Linked DNA regions of Homo sapiens: regions 2 and 3 are each linked to region 1. Evidence: chromatin contacts called from ENCODE Hi-C data. All regions are on one chromosome and are shown on one strand. The core of a region is the stretch at or near the end of the contact, and the rest is flanking DNA. Distances in the headings are between cores, read along the strand shown. Region 1 overlaps SHANK2 (SH3 and multiple ankyrin repeat domains 2). Region 2 holds the start of FADD (Fas associated via death domain). Region 3 has its middle 22 kb from the start of FADD.

Region 1 (4,805 bases), core at 1,291-3,790:
GAACATCAGATTTATCTGGCTTTACTATCGGCGCCTGGTATGTGTCAGTATCTCTCAATAAAGCTGGAGGGCACATGACACCTGGGGCTCCTGGGTCATAGCAAGTTTGTTTTGGGTCAAAGCATATAAGTCAGGCAAGCTGCTGTGTTCTCCTGGGTTCCTTAGGCACTTAGCCCTTGAGTCTCCCTGCTTGTCTCCAGAATGCAGGCCCTACACTCCCACAGCAGCCTCCCTGTGCCACCAGTGCATTCACCTGATCACACAGCTGCCTGGGCCATCTTCAGGAAACAAAGTCTGGTCATGCCAAGACTTTGCTGAAGCCCTCTGAAGGCAGCCATATCTGGAACTCCATTCAGCTCATGCCCATTACCTGCAAGCCTCTTGTGACCTGGCCCTGCCCAGCCCTCCTCATCTGGCCATGGTTTCATGAGCACAGAAGGCACTTTCTGGCCTCAGGGCCTTGTACTCTCTGTCCCGTGCCTGGGATGCTCCACTCCTGGTTTTCTGCAAGGTTGGCTCCTTTTTAAATTTCTGGTCATTCAAATGTCATTTCCTTGCAGAGTGTCAGTCCCTTTCTGCACATGCTCACTGTAACCTGCTAGGGCATCCTAGTCCGCCCTTTCTGCATGTGGTCAGGGTTAACCTGCTGGTGTCCCGTGGCTCTCTTCTGCACGTGGTTATTTTTACCTGCTGGTGCATCACAGCCCCTTTCTGCACTGGTCACTAACCTATTAGCATGTTGTGGCTCCTTTGTGGCATTTGTCACAGTTTGGGTTTGTCTTATTATTTGTTGTCCATTTCTCCCCTCGAGAATTTGAGCTCCCCAAAGGGAGGGGCATCTGGAATGTTTTCTTGTTCAGTGATAAATCCTGGGCACAGCATGGCACCTGGCACATAAAGGCAATCCCTAACTTTGTTGAGTGAATGATTAGTGACGGAATTGCTGCCCCATTCTGAGGGTCCAGGCATCCTTGTTGGTGTATTCCTCGTTACTCTCTAGCCTCAGCCTGGCACTAGGCTTATAGAAAGTAGCTCAGTGAACTCCTGACTGGTGAATTCAGGAGACAGTGGGGCTGGGCCATGATTCCAAGTCTGAGTGTCCAGTCAGTCTCCTAGGCCTGCACCTGAGGAGCTTCCGGCTCTGAGCTTTTGCAGCCCCAGGCTCCTGTGCTGGGACCCCCAGCGTGCAGCACTGTCAGGCCTCTGGGCTGGCAGCTGTTGTCTTGGCATTCTGCTGAGGAGGGACCACTGACTCTTCACAGAGACACACTCACTCTTCCTTCCCCAAACCAGTTTCCTTCACTTTGATCCAGTTTGAGATCAAAGATGAGACTACCTCCTGGAATAATCAGGCCAGGTGGTCCTGGAACACTTTTCTTAGAACTGACGCCTCCATTCTTGGCAGGGTGTTTTCAGATCACCCTGGGAGATGCCTCTAATATGATGTACTTTTTTCTCTTTTAACATTATGTACTAAAGAGAACTACTTCATCATCTTCCTTTCGTCGGCGTATTTGTAATTAAGACGCCTGCAAATTCCATGTCATCCTTGATTTCAGGGAAGAGCTTTGAGCATCAGAGACTCATTCACGGCTAAAGTTAAATCAAACATACCCAAGGAAAACAAGGATCTAGTTGTTTAATCTTCAGCTGCTTCCTTTGATCCCATCCTGGATTCTTGCAAGAAGTGAAAAGAAAGGAAGAATCCAAGGATGAGAGGAACTTTAAAAGGGTCAAGTTCAGCTGAGGTTTCTGCCCATTTCATGAATGAACATTTGAGGAACAGCTCTAAAAATTGTCCCTTTCTTGGGCAGTCAAAACTTGTTTCTATGGAAATGGGATTTTTACACCACTGCTTATCTGTCATTTCAAAAAGCATGGCTGGTTTTCAATTTTCCCTAGAAAAACTCATTTCTTTTTCCTCGGTAGGAATTCCCTTCATCCAATTTCGTGCCTCATTTTGCCCAGGGCCATTCACAGCTCTTAATTTTTAGATGCATTTAAAGGTGGTGGTGAGTCGCCCAGGCGGTGAACTCAGGTGAGAGTTCTTAAGGCTCCCTCTGATCCTCAGATGATCAAATGCCCAGGGCCCATCAGTGAAGACCACGCCCAGCAAAGGAGACATGCTGAGAGATAGGTCTGTGGCTGAGAGGAGACAGCCCTCACGGCAAGGGGGACAGCTCTGGTGCCCTGGCAACTCCGTCCTGGACCCCCCCCCAGTGGTGGTTCTGACTGCCCCCCACTTGTCCTTGTCAGTGTGTCCCGTGGCCGTGGCGCACCTCCATGGGGGCTTTGTCCCAAGTGCTCAGCCTGGTGAGGTTATTAGATCCGAGAAGCAAGGGCGAGGGAGAGGATTGAGCCTAGTTTAGTGCCTACAGTGAATGCTCTTCATCTTTGTCCTCTGGCCTCAGGCCATCCTGTTTCTAGTCCAACTCTGAGTGTAAAGTGTAACCCTTGGCCGGGAGCAAGAAGGGAACAGACATGGCCTCTGGGAGCTTGGCAGTGCCAGTGAACCCCTAGTGACTAAGCCTGCTGTTATCGGCCGCAGGGTGACCTCCTAGTGACTAAGCCTGCTATTAGCCTCTTGCTGACCAAAGAGCTTGGCCTAAGGACAGTCAGAGGCCTGAGAGCAGCCCCGCCCGCGGCAGTCTCAGCCTTGCAGGTGTTCGGTTTGCCAGTTGGTCATTCCTTCCAAGGCAGTCCCTGGCTCCCACAAGGTGAGGAGTCAAACCCTGAGCCAGCTCCATGGGTTGGAGGTCTAGTTCCGCGTCTTCCTGTGAAGTAGCCTCGGCTCAGTAGCTTCACCGCCCTGCCTTCTGCTTCCTTGTTCACACAGTGGGAAAAATTACAGGCCCTGGCTCAGGGGTGCCGTGGAATGTAGTGCCTGGCGTTTGGTGAATGCTTTGTGTCATAGGTGTGGGCTCCTGTTCTTACTGTAAGAGAGCCGGGCTATAAATAACAGGACAGCTGGGAGGCGGCCGTTCTTGGCACTCACGCGTGGGTCGGCGGTGGTATGCAGCTGCTCTCCTTCAGAGTACAGCAGGATTCTGCCCTATGAAGTCTGCTTTGAGCCAGCCCCCTCTCAGGGTCCCCCTGGAGAAATGCAGGGCAGAGAAACCCTAGAGACGCTGCAAGTTGGGGTCCCACTCCCCTGTGGGCACCCCAGGAGCTGGCCCAGCCTGAAGACGAGTAGAGGGGATGAGCTGTCCAGCTGCCACTCAGGGAGAGGTCTCCATGGACGGGGTCCCTGGACTCCCCGAGTGGAGTGCTCAGGGGAGCACAGCTTGGTGCAGGATGCCCTGCTGACCTGAACAGTGGATTCCTTCCTCCAGCCCTAGAGCCATTCCCTTCCAGCTCCTTCCTTACTGCAGACATTGCTTACAAGGGGAAGTGAGAGTCAGGAAACCCCAGCCTGTGTCCCAGCTCTGCCTCCTGCTGGCTGTGTATGTGGACAAGCCACTTATCCTCTGAAAAATGGGTGTGACTCATACCTGCTCCCCAGTTGTCATAAAAATTACCCACCCATGAGAAAGTGTTTTGTAAAAATGTGAAACACTAAGATAAGGCCTCTTTAATTATTGCTTCCACATAGAGTAATGACGGAAGAGCCACATTAGTATGTAATGGGGAAGGGTTAAACTAGTCAGTTTTTCAGATTTTTGGCCCAGTGCAGTGACTCATGCCTGCAATCCCAGCACTTTGGGAGGCTGAGGTGAGTGGTTCGTTTGAGCCCAGGAGTTCGAGACCAGCCTGGGACACATGGTGAGACCTCATCTCTACCAAAAAAAAAAAAAAAAAAAAAAAAAATAGCTGGGTGTGGTGGCATGCGTCTATTGTCCTAGCTACTCAGGAGGCTAGGTGAGGTGTGAGGATTGCTTAAGCCCAGGAGGTCTAGGCTGCAAGGCTGCAATGAGCCGTGATCACGTCACAGCACTCCAGCCTGAGCGGCAAAGCAACACCCTTTCTCAAAATTCCTGGAGGCTGTTGAGTGTACTTGTAGGTGTATACGTACATAATTCTTAGACTTTCTCCTTGACTGGAGGCACTGTCTGAATGTCTGCAGTGTAACTGTGCTTCTCTATACCAATGCCAGCCTATCGATACTCCTTTAGAGTAATAGATGACATCCAAGTCATTTATTTACATCCACACTGAAAAATAACTGGGAAAATTGGGGCTCTCAGTCTGCATCTTGAGCCCCAGCTGTATGTGATGTCACTGATTAATGCACTGAGTGGCTTAAATCAAATGCCTGCCCAGCAGGGGTATGGAGAGAGGCTTCATTAGTCAAAATGATGAAACCCAAGATCAAATATCAGTGGGAGAGACTGAAGATGCTGCCACCTGGGGAACAGCAAAATGGTGCACACCACAGGGAAGGAGAACCAAGAACCATAAGCCATCACGGGAGCCAATGGGGCTCCCCAAAGCCACAGACTGCTGAGCCCTGATACGGTTTGGATCTGTGTTCCCACCCAAATCTCATATGTGAAATTGTAGTCTCCAGTGTTGGAGGAGGTGCCTGGTGGGAGGTGATCAGATCATGGTGGGGGAGTTCTCATGAACGGTTTAGCACCATCTTCCCTGGCTACTGTACATAGTGAGCTCTCATGAGATCAGGTTGTTTAAATAGACTGTGGTACCTCCCCCGACTCCCTCTTGCTCCCCCTTTGGTGATCACTGAAAGTTTCTTGAGGCTTCTCCAGAAGCCAAGCAGAAGCCAACATCATGCTTCCCATATAGCCTGCAGAACTCGAGCCAATTAAACCTCATTTTTTTATAAATTACCCAGTCTCAGCTATTTC
Region 2 (4,805 bases), core at 1,565-4,064, 280 kb before region 1:
CTAGTCAGGCCGCGGGGCTGGAACAACTCTTTTTGTGAAAGGTCCAGCCCCCTAGCCAGCTCTTTCACTGAATACTGGTGTCTGAGTACATTATTCATCTGTAGTGCAGCCCAGGTCTGTGGGTCAGACCCTGGCAAGTTAGCCGGATGTGGTGACACATGCCTGTGATCCCAGCTACTCGGGAGGCTGAGGCACGAGAATCTCCTGAACCCAGGAGGCAGAGGTTGCAGTGAGCCAAGATCGTGCCACTGCACTCCAGTCTGGGGCAACACAGTGAGACCCCATCTCAAAAAAAAAATGTAACTCAAGACCAGACACGGTGGTCACACCTGAAATTCCAGCACTTTGAGAGGCTGAGGCTAGTGGATCACTTGAGCCCAGGAGCTCAAGACCAGCCTGGGGAATATGGCAAAATCCTGTTTCTACAAAAAAAAAAAAAAAAAATGAAAATTAGCCAGGGGTGGTGGTATGTACCTGTAATCCCAACTACTCAGGAGGCTGAAATGGGAGGATCGCTTGAGCCCAGGAGGCTGCAGTGAGCTATGACTGTGCCACTGCACTCTAGCCTGGGTGACAAAGCAAGACCCTGTCTCAATAAATAAATAAACAAAATAAAACTGTAACTCAGTGTTCATAGCAGCATTATTCACAACAGCCAAAAAGTGGAAGCAAAGGCAATGTCCATCCTCCGATGAATGGATAGACACACTGTGGCACCCAAACACCCAGACAGTGGAATAGTATGCATCCATAAAAAGGAAGGAGGCTGGGCACAGTGGCTCACGCCTGTAATCCCAACACTTTGGGAGGGTGAGGCAAGAGGATCACTTGAGGCCAGGAGTTTGAGACCAGGCTGGCCAACATGGCAAAGCCCTGTCTCTACTAAAAATACAAAAATTAGCCTGGCATAGTGGCACACACCTACAATCCCAGCTAGTCAGGAGGCTAAGGCACAAGAAACGAGAGTCGCTTGAGCCCGGGAGGCAGAGGCTGCAATGAGCCGAGATTGTGCCACTGCACTCCAGCCTGGACAAAAGAGTGACACTCTGTCTCAAAGAAAAAAAAGGAATGAAGTACTCATATGTTCTACATCATGGATGAACCTTGAAAATGATGCTGAAAACAGCCAGACACAAAATGCCACATACTGTATGGTTCTGTACACATGGAATGTCCAGAATTGGCAAATCCATAGATTTTAAAAAGTAGATTCGGCAGGGCACAGTGGCTCACGCCTGTAATCCCAGCACTTTGGGAGGCTGAGGCTCACTTGAGGTCAGGAGTTCAAGACCAGCCTGGCCAACATGGTGAAACCCTGTCTCTACTAAAATACAAAAATTAGCTAGGCATGGTGGCAGGCACCTGTAATCCCAGCTACTCAGGAGACTGAAGCAGGAGAATTGTTTGAACCCGGGAGGTAAAGGTTGCAGTGAGCCCAGATCGCACCACTGCACTCCAGCCTGGCCATAGAGCGAGACTCTGTCTCAAAACAGCAAAAAAAAAAAAAAAAAGAAAGAAAGAAAAAAAAAGTAGATTCGTGGTTGGTGGGGGAGGGGAGGAGTACATGCTAATGGGTTTCTTCTTGGGGTGATGAAAATGTCCTAAAGTTAGACAGCAGTAAGGGTTGCACAACCTTGTGACTACACTAAAAACCACTGAAGTATAACTTTAAAAGGGTGAATTGAATGGTATGTGAATTATATCTCAAGAAAACAAACTCAGCTGGCATCAGCCCCTGCCCCACCCTGTGGTAAAGCTGGGTCCTTGTTGGCTGGTGAGGGCTCTCCTAATCTGCACCCCCTCCTCACCTCCAGACCCACGGCATTGCTGCTCCTGGAACCCCAGCCGTCCCCTGTGCTCTGCTCTTCTGTTCTCCGTGTGCCCAGCTCTTCCCCCCACACCTAGGTACCCGGCCCCTCCCAGCCTTCACCTGCGCCTTTACAGAGGCCCCATCAGACCACCGGGCCCCCCACCCTCCACACGCCCACCCCGTGAAGAGACTCCCTTTCCCCTGGCTCTTCTGAATTTCTGGCATACTATACGATTTCCTTATTTTTCCTTATTTTTATTTTTTAATAGAGACGGGGTCTCACTATGTTACCCAGGCTGGTCTCGAACCCCTTGTCTCAATCAATCCTGCCTCAGCCTCCCAAAGTGCGGGCATTGCAGGCTGAGCCACCACGGCCGCCACGACCTTCTCTTCTGGAGCGTGTCGCTTTTGTAATTATGATGTAAACTCCGGGCACGCGGGGACCCTCGCGCTTCGCTCACTAATTTGTCCCCAGACCCTACTACCTGGCACAGTAGGCGCTCAATACTGTTGATTGAATAAACGACTGCTACTTTGGAAATCATGTATTATTTAAATCACATGTTTAAACGCACATAAACTTCTGAGTAGTGTTTTCTGCACACACAAGATGTCTCCAGGGGCACCAAAGAATGCATTTTCCACGTTTGTCCCTAAACGTTAATGCATAAGTAACCTTGGTCACCAACAGATGTGAGGGCACGTGACGTTCGGGCTGCGCCCTCCCCGCCCCGGCCCTGCACACAGTAGGGCCGCACCGCGCTTTGCAAACAGGTGGACTCGGCAGAGGCGCGACCGCCCTCACCGCAGAGAGCTGGGCCACCTGCAGGCTCTCAGGACACCCAAGGCCCCACCTCCCACCCGGAAAAGAGACGATACGCCGGGCGCAGGCGCAGAAGCCGCGCCCGTCCGCGGCGCCGCCAGCCAGGGCGGAAACGGCTGCGGCTTCGCTAGGGACGCATGCGCGGGTCCCTTAGTTTTCGCGAGATAACGGTCGAAAACGCGCTCTTGTCGATTTCCTGTAGTGAATCAGGCACCGGAGTGCAGGTTCGGGGGTGGAATCCTTGGGCCGCTGGGCAAGCGGCGAGACCTGGCCAGGGCCAGCGAGCCGAGGACAGAGGGCGCACGGAGGGCCGGGCCGCAGCCCCGGCCGCTTGCAGACCCCGCCATGGACCCGTTCCTGGTGCTGCTGCACTCGGTGTCGTCCAGCCTGTCGAGCAGCGAGCTGACCGAGCTCAAGTTCCTATGCCTCGGGCGCGTGGGCAAGCGCAAGCTGGAGCGCGTGCAGAGCGGCCTAGACCTCTTCTCCATGCTGCTGGAGCAGAACGACCTGGAGCCCGGGCACACCGAGCTCCTGCGCGAGCTGCTCGCCTCCCTGCGGCGCCACGACCTGCTGCGGCGCGTCGACGACTTCGAGGCGGGGGCGGCGGCCGGGGCCGCGCCTGGGGAAGAAGGTGGGCGCGGGGCCGGGCCGGGGGAGCCAGGGCCTGGTCGCCCGGCTGTAGGTGCTGCGAGGCTCCTCCGGTTGGCCTCCAGGCGCCTCCCCTTTGCCGGGTTTGATTTGCGTGGGTTTTCTCCGTACAGCCCTGGTTTTGCAGATGGGAGAGCCAGAAACGCAGAAAAGTTAACTTATTCGAGGTTGCAGGGCGTGGACACGCACAGTCCTTTTTCCTCCACCCACTTCTGCCCGGGTAAATTAGAAAACTCACTGAAGAAAAGATGAGTCAGAGAAGGTGTGGGGGAGGGGCAGAGGTTGGGTGAGCCTGCCTCGCATCATTTCCTTTCTGTCTCGGAATATGCTTTTCACGGCTGTCTGAGAGTAATACTAGCATTCAGTAACTCCTACCCAGGGGCTTACAGTGTGCCGCTTACCCTTGTAACTGCCAAATACAATTTTCGCAGTAGCCCTGTGGCTTAGATACTGTTAGCTATCACTGTTCCCATTTTACAGAGGACAGGACTGTGGCTCACAGGTTAAGTGGCTTTGTCGAAATGCGCAGCCGATAACTGACGGAGCTAGGCTTGAGCCAAGCAGTCCGGCCTCCGGATGGGTAGTGTTAGCCACTACACTGCCTCTCTGGTCAAGTTCATTGTGGAGTGGCTTCCTGTCCTGCTCTCGGTCACTCCCTCTCCACCCTCGCCTGTGGATTGCAGCAGCTTCCAGGATAAAAAAGAAACCCTGAGTACAGCAGAGTTTCTCAGCCCTACCCCCCTTGTTCTCAGAGTCGGGAGAGGCTTGGGAGTGCTCTGGGGACGCCTCTCAGAGGCTTCAAGCTGTAGCTTGGAATCAGCCATTCAGTCACCAATCAGATAGGGCCTAAATGTGTCACCATGGGTTTCACTCTGTAAAGACTGGTGCCTGTTGGGGACAGGATGGACAGAACAGCTCTCTGCCTGAGAGCAGTCAAGTCCAGATTTTAAAAAAAATCAGTACTGAACAAACAAAACAGGACGTAGAAAAATCGGGTTTTATGGATATTTAATGTCTGGAAAAACACTGATAAATTGCATTTTAAAGGCGGTCTACGAAACATAGCTGACATTTGAGATGTATGTGTGCTTGGTTTTATTTATATCGTCATGTAGTTACTGTGTGCTGGGAAAAGTACACCAGAAGGTGAGCGGTGGGTATGGACAGGTTGGTAGCGGGCGACTCTGCCTTCCTCCCCAGAAGTTCAGCATAGCGGTTAAGGGTCGACTCTGGCACCACACTCTTAGGGTTTCAGAACATGGCTCTGCCATCGTCTAGCTACACGATCTCAGGAATGTCCATTAGCTTCCCTGTGCCTCAATTTCCTCATCTGTACAGTCATGGTAACACAGTGCCCAGCCCACAGGGCTGTCAGAGCTGCGGGAGCTGGTACACCTGCCAACGGTGTCTCAGAATTGCCAGTAGTCCAAGCAGCACCCTGTCCTGCCTCTCCTTTCCTCTCTTCACATTCCAGAAGCGGCCTTTTATGGTCTTGTGACCAGCTCCCTGATCTCAGTGGTGACG
Region 3 (4,805 bases), core at 1,456-3,955, 260 kb before region 1:
CTTTCACCACATACAAAAATTAAAACAGACTAAAGATTTAAATGTAAGCCCTCAAACTACAAAAATCCTAAGAAACTCTAAGAAATATCCTTCTCAACACCAGCCATGGCAAATAATTTATGGCTAAGTCCTCAAAAGCAATTGCAACAAAAACAAAAATGATAAGTGGGACCTAACTAAACTAAAGAGCTTCTGCACAGCAAAGAAACTATCAACAGAATGAACAGACAACCTACAGAATGGGAGAAAATATTTGCAAACTAGGCATCCAACAAAGGTCTAATATCCAGAATCTATAAGGAACTTAACTCAACAAGCAAAAACAAATAATCCCATTGAAAAATGGGCAAAATACATGAACAAATACTTCTCAAAAGAAGACATATAAGCAGCCAACAAACACATGAAAAAATGCTTATCATCACTAATGATCAGAGAAATGCAAATCAAAAGCACAATGTCGCATCTGTAGTCCTAGTTACTAAGGAGGCTGAGGCAAAAGGATCACTGGAGCCCAGGAGGCAGAGGTTGCAGTGAGCCAAGATCACACCACTCCACTCCAGCCTGGGTGACAGCAAGACCCTTTCTAAAAATAAAAAAATAAAATAACCTACAATGAGATACCATCTCATACTAGCCAGAATGGCTATTATTAAAAAGTCAAAAAACAACAGACGGTGGCAAGGTTGTGGAGAAAAGGGAACACTAACTTATACACTGTTAATGGGAATGGGAATATGTACATTAGTTCAGCCACTCTGGAAAGCAATTTGGAGATTTGTCAAAGGACTTAAAACAGAACTACCATTTGACCCAGCAATTCGATTACTGGGTGTATACCTAAAAGAAAATAAATTATTCTACAAAAAAGACACAAGCACTTGTATGTTCATCGCAGCATTATTCACAATAGCAAAGACATGGAATCAATCTAGGTGTGCATCAGTGGTGGACTGGATAAAGAAAATATTGTATGCCAGACACGGTGGCTCGTGCCTGTAATCCCAGCACTTTGGGAGTCCAAGGTAGGTGGATCACCTGAGGTCGGGAGTTCAAGAGCAGTCTGGCCAACATGGAGAAAACCCTTCTCTACTAAGAAGGCTAAGGCAGAAGAATCACTTGAACTTGAGAGGCAGAGTTTGCAGTGAGCCAAGATCACACCACTGCACTCCAGCCTGGGCGACAGAGTGAGACTCTCTCTAAAAAAAAAAGGCTGGGCGCTGTGGCTCACACCCGTAATGCCAGCATTTTGGGAGGCCAAGGTGGGTGGATCACCTGACACCAGCCTGGCCCAATGGTGAAACCACGTCTCTGCTAAAAATACAAAATAGAAAAATAAAAATACGAAAATTATCTGGGCTTGGTGGCGCATGTCTGTAATCTCAGCTACTTGGGAAGCTGAGGCGGTAGAATCACTTGAACCCAGGAGGCAGAGGTTGCAATGAGCCGAGATCACACCACTGCACTCCAGCCTGGGAGACAGAGTGAAACTCCGTCTGAGAAAACAAACAAACAAACAAACAAACAAACAATTGAAGCCAGTTTGAGTTGAGCTTTCTGATATTTGCAGTGAATGGCATCATAGTGCTACATATGGAAATTTAGAATATGGTAAAATGCTGTTTCAAATGTATAAGAACAAATCATTAATGGGATTGGCACAGTGGGAAAAATTGTAGCATTCCTACCTCACTCCTTCTACCAAAATAAATCCCAAATGGATACAAGATATGAATGGAAAAAAGAAAAAGAAGCTGCAAACCTGGGGGAATTTCCTTATAATTGTGAACAGGAAGGAGAGGGCCATGAAATAAAACCCTGACCAATTTGATTGCTTAAAAAAACTAAAAATGGGCCAGGCGCAGTGGTTCACGCCTGTAATCCCAGCACTTTGGGAAGCCAAGGCGGGTGGACCACCTGAGGTCAGGAGTTCAAGACGAGCCTGGCCAACATGGTGAAACCCTGTCTCTACTAAAAATACAAAAATCAGGTAGGCATGGTGGCAGATATTGCAGTGAGCGGAGATCGTGCCATTGCATTCCATCCTGAGTGACAAGAGCAAAACTCTGTCTCAAAAAAACAAAAAATTGTAAACAAATTTAAGAGGCAGACAATCACTTGTGTTCCCATTTTATAGTGAAAGAAACGAAATGTAGGTTACATAGCTTCCCCAAATCATTCGTTCATTCACTTTTTGACAAGTATTTATTGAGCACCTACTAAGTGATAAACATGGCCAGGACCAGAGGGATGTCCCTGCCTTCATGGAGTTCCCATTCGAGCAGGAGAGACAGGCTTAAGTCCACTAATCACACGAACAGAAGTGATTACACTTGGGCTATATGGGGCCTGGCCAAGGATGGGCGAACAAAGCCAGCTTCTCTGAGGAAAGATGGTGGCAGTCAGCCAGTTGAAAAGGGCTGGGATAAAATGCCTTCCTGGCAGGGGTCCAGCCTGTATGGGGGACAGCCTGTACACAGCCTGGAACCAGGAGGGAACAGGACTCCTAGAAGGAACTGAAGAGCCAAAGTGGCCAAGCTGAGGGCTGGGGCGAGGCTTGGGTGGGGTGGCATAGCAGCGGAGGTTGGAGGGCAAAGGTCCCTCTGTCATTCTAAGATTCAAGGAAGGAGGGGCCTACCCATCCGTTGCGATGCCCTGCCCGTGTCTAAGAAATGAGCCAGGCTCCAGGTCAACCTTGTGTGCCAGCCTCCTTTGCAGCTTGAGCTGGCAGGAGGCCCCAGGACCCAGACAGGGCTGGTGACACAAGCAAGCTCATTTCCCAGGCCGGCAGCAGAGATGTCAGGGTTTTGAATATGCAAAGGCGCTGTGTTGGCATTTGGTGGCTGGCCTCCGTGGCAGAGGCAGCTCACTTTTCCTTCCGACCAGCTGCCTACTGTCCTTTGACCACTTGCTTTTCTGCTTAAACAGATTCCAGCCCTGTTCTATTTTGTCTTCTGGTTTTGTTTTGCAGTTAGAGCCTGCATGAGCTTGGTTTTGTCCCAAGGGCCAGGGCAGGGCCCTAAAGAAGTCCAGGCAGGGAGGTCAGATTTGCATTTTTCAAGCCTCAGCCACAGGGTAGGCTGCAGGGAGCAAGGGAGGATATGGGAAGCCAGGTTAGGAGGCCGCTGGAATGGCTGGGGGGTGGGGGATGGTGGCAGAAGGAGGGTCATGGGGCAGTTTGTAGTGAGGGCATGCATTTGAGGGGTGTTGGGGGCTTGGCATGGGTGTGGGACATGAGAGGGTGGGGGTGGCATGAAGGAGGCTGACAGGAGGGGACACAGAGACCATGTTCAGGGTGACAACAGAGCCACAAAGGTGATGGCCTGGTTTTGATCAACCCTGAATATGAGGTTCCCCAGGAGGTGTCTGGGGGCAAGGAGGTGTGTCCTAGGGCCTGGAGAATTTCCTGAGAGTGGGAATGGCTGGCCAGGGAGAGCTGGGCAGACCCCATGAGGGCCTTTCAGGACAAGGACAGGGGGATGAGGTGTTGAGGGCTGGGCAGTGACAGCTCAGGAATCAAGCCCTGTACCCACTCCACGCACACATGCAGCTTCAGTTTCAAAACATGCGTGGAAGGATCTTTTGGAAACACGCCCAGACTGCAGACACCCAGGTCCCTCTACCAGGGAGTCTGACTCTGTCCCAGGTGGGGCTCAGGAATGACTGCAGCACTGCCCCAGGCAGAGGGACGTTTTCACCTTCAGCTGTTAAGCACTACTAATTGCTCTATCTCATCTTCCCAACCAAATTGTTCAGGATAGACGTTGTAACTCCTCTTTGATCTCAGACTGCTGGTGAAAAGCAGGTTTTACAGACCAGGGCCATGTGGGGGCGTCCTGCAGAGACTCCAAGTGGCGCCCAGGCTCCCAGATGACCATCCTCACCCTTTAACCCCCAGACTTGGATCCCCGAGGGCACACAGTGTGTTTCCCGGGGAAGTGGGTGGTCTGCTGGTGAACTGAATGCCCAGAAGAGGTGAGCCGCAGATTTAAAACCTGCCTAGTGGCCGGGCGCAGTGGCTCAGGCCTGGAATCCCAGCACTTTGAGAGGCCAAGGCAGGCGGAACACTTGAGGCCAGGAGTTGGAGACCAGCCTGGCCAACATGGCGAAACCTCGTCTCTACTAAAAATACAAAAAGTAGCCAGATGTGGTGGTGGGTGCCTGTCATCCCAGCCTCTCAGGAGGCTGAGGCAGAAGAATGGCCAAGATTGCGCCACTGAACTCCAGCCTGGGCGACAGAGTGAGACTCTGTCTCAAAAAATAAAGTAAAACCTGCCCCACCCCTCCATACACCGTGGAATATGACCCAGTCATAAAAAGAAGGAAATCCTGCCTTTGCAGCACCATGGAGGGAGCTGAAGGCCATTATCCTAAGTGAAATGATGCAGAACCAGAAAGCCAAAGCCGCCTGTTCTTACTTATAAGCGGGTGTTAAGCATTGGGTACATGTGGACACGCAGACATACACTGGAGAAGGTGAAAGGGTCGGACATGCCTCGTTACTCCCCTCCAGCATCAACAGCAACACAGACCTCAAGTCTAATAAGAAACATTTAAGCGGCCAGGCACAGGTGGCTCACGCCTGTAATCCCAACACTTTGGGAGGCCTCAAGTGGATCACTTGAGGCCAGGAGTTCAAGACGAGCCTGGTCAACATCGGGAAATCCTGTGTCTACTAAAAATTCAAAAAAATTAGCCAGGCATGGTAGCATATGCCTGTAATTCCAGCTACTCGGGAGACTGCAGCACGAGAATCGCTTGAACCCAGGAGGTGGTGGTTGCGGTGAGCCGAGATCACGCCACTG

The links. A loop is a pair of places that touch in the nucleus more often than their neighbours do. Pooled maps may share reads with other maps.
Region 2: a loop to region 1 is called in a pooled map, with 3 times the contacts of the local background. The contact joins the promoter of FADD here to the enhancer-like site in region 1. A Hi-C loop is called at or near these places in 1 of 168 maps with a recorded cell type or tissue (GM12878), 32 of 37 single-sample maps with no recorded cell type and 10 of 50 pooled maps.
Region 3: a map with no recorded cell type shows a loop between it and region 1 (12-fold over the local background). The contact joins two enhancer-like sites. A Hi-C loop is called at or near these places in 9 of 37 single-sample maps with no recorded cell type and 2 of 50 pooled maps.

What each region holds. Positions count from the first base shown.
Region 1 is chr11:70,479,756-70,484,560 of GRCh38, forward strand. The region is part of intron 25 of SHANK2 (SH3 and multiple ankyrin repeat domains 2); the gene reads right to left. Among named protein-coding and RNA genes, the nearest start is that of CTTN, 84 kb to the left of the region's middle. Within about 2 kb of position 2,541, at least 13 of the 41 ENCODE cell types and tissues checked have a DNase peak (open chromatin) inside an H3K27ac peak, as active enhancers do.
Region 2 is chr11:70,200,482-70,205,286 of GRCh38, forward strand. FADD (Fas associated via death domain) reads left to right here and starts at 2,815. Exons shown (of 2, transcript NM_003824.4): 1 at 2,815-3,264. The coding sequence starts at 2,979. RefSeq lists silencers at 3,225-3,304, 3,354-3,545.
Region 3 is chr11:70,223,334-70,228,138 of GRCh38, forward strand. No RefSeq gene overlaps it. Among named protein-coding and RNA genes, the nearest start is that of FADD, 22 kb to the left of the region's middle. Within about 2 kb of position 2,706, at least 4 of the 41 ENCODE cell types and tissues checked have a DNase peak (open chromatin) inside an H3K27ac peak, as active enhancers do.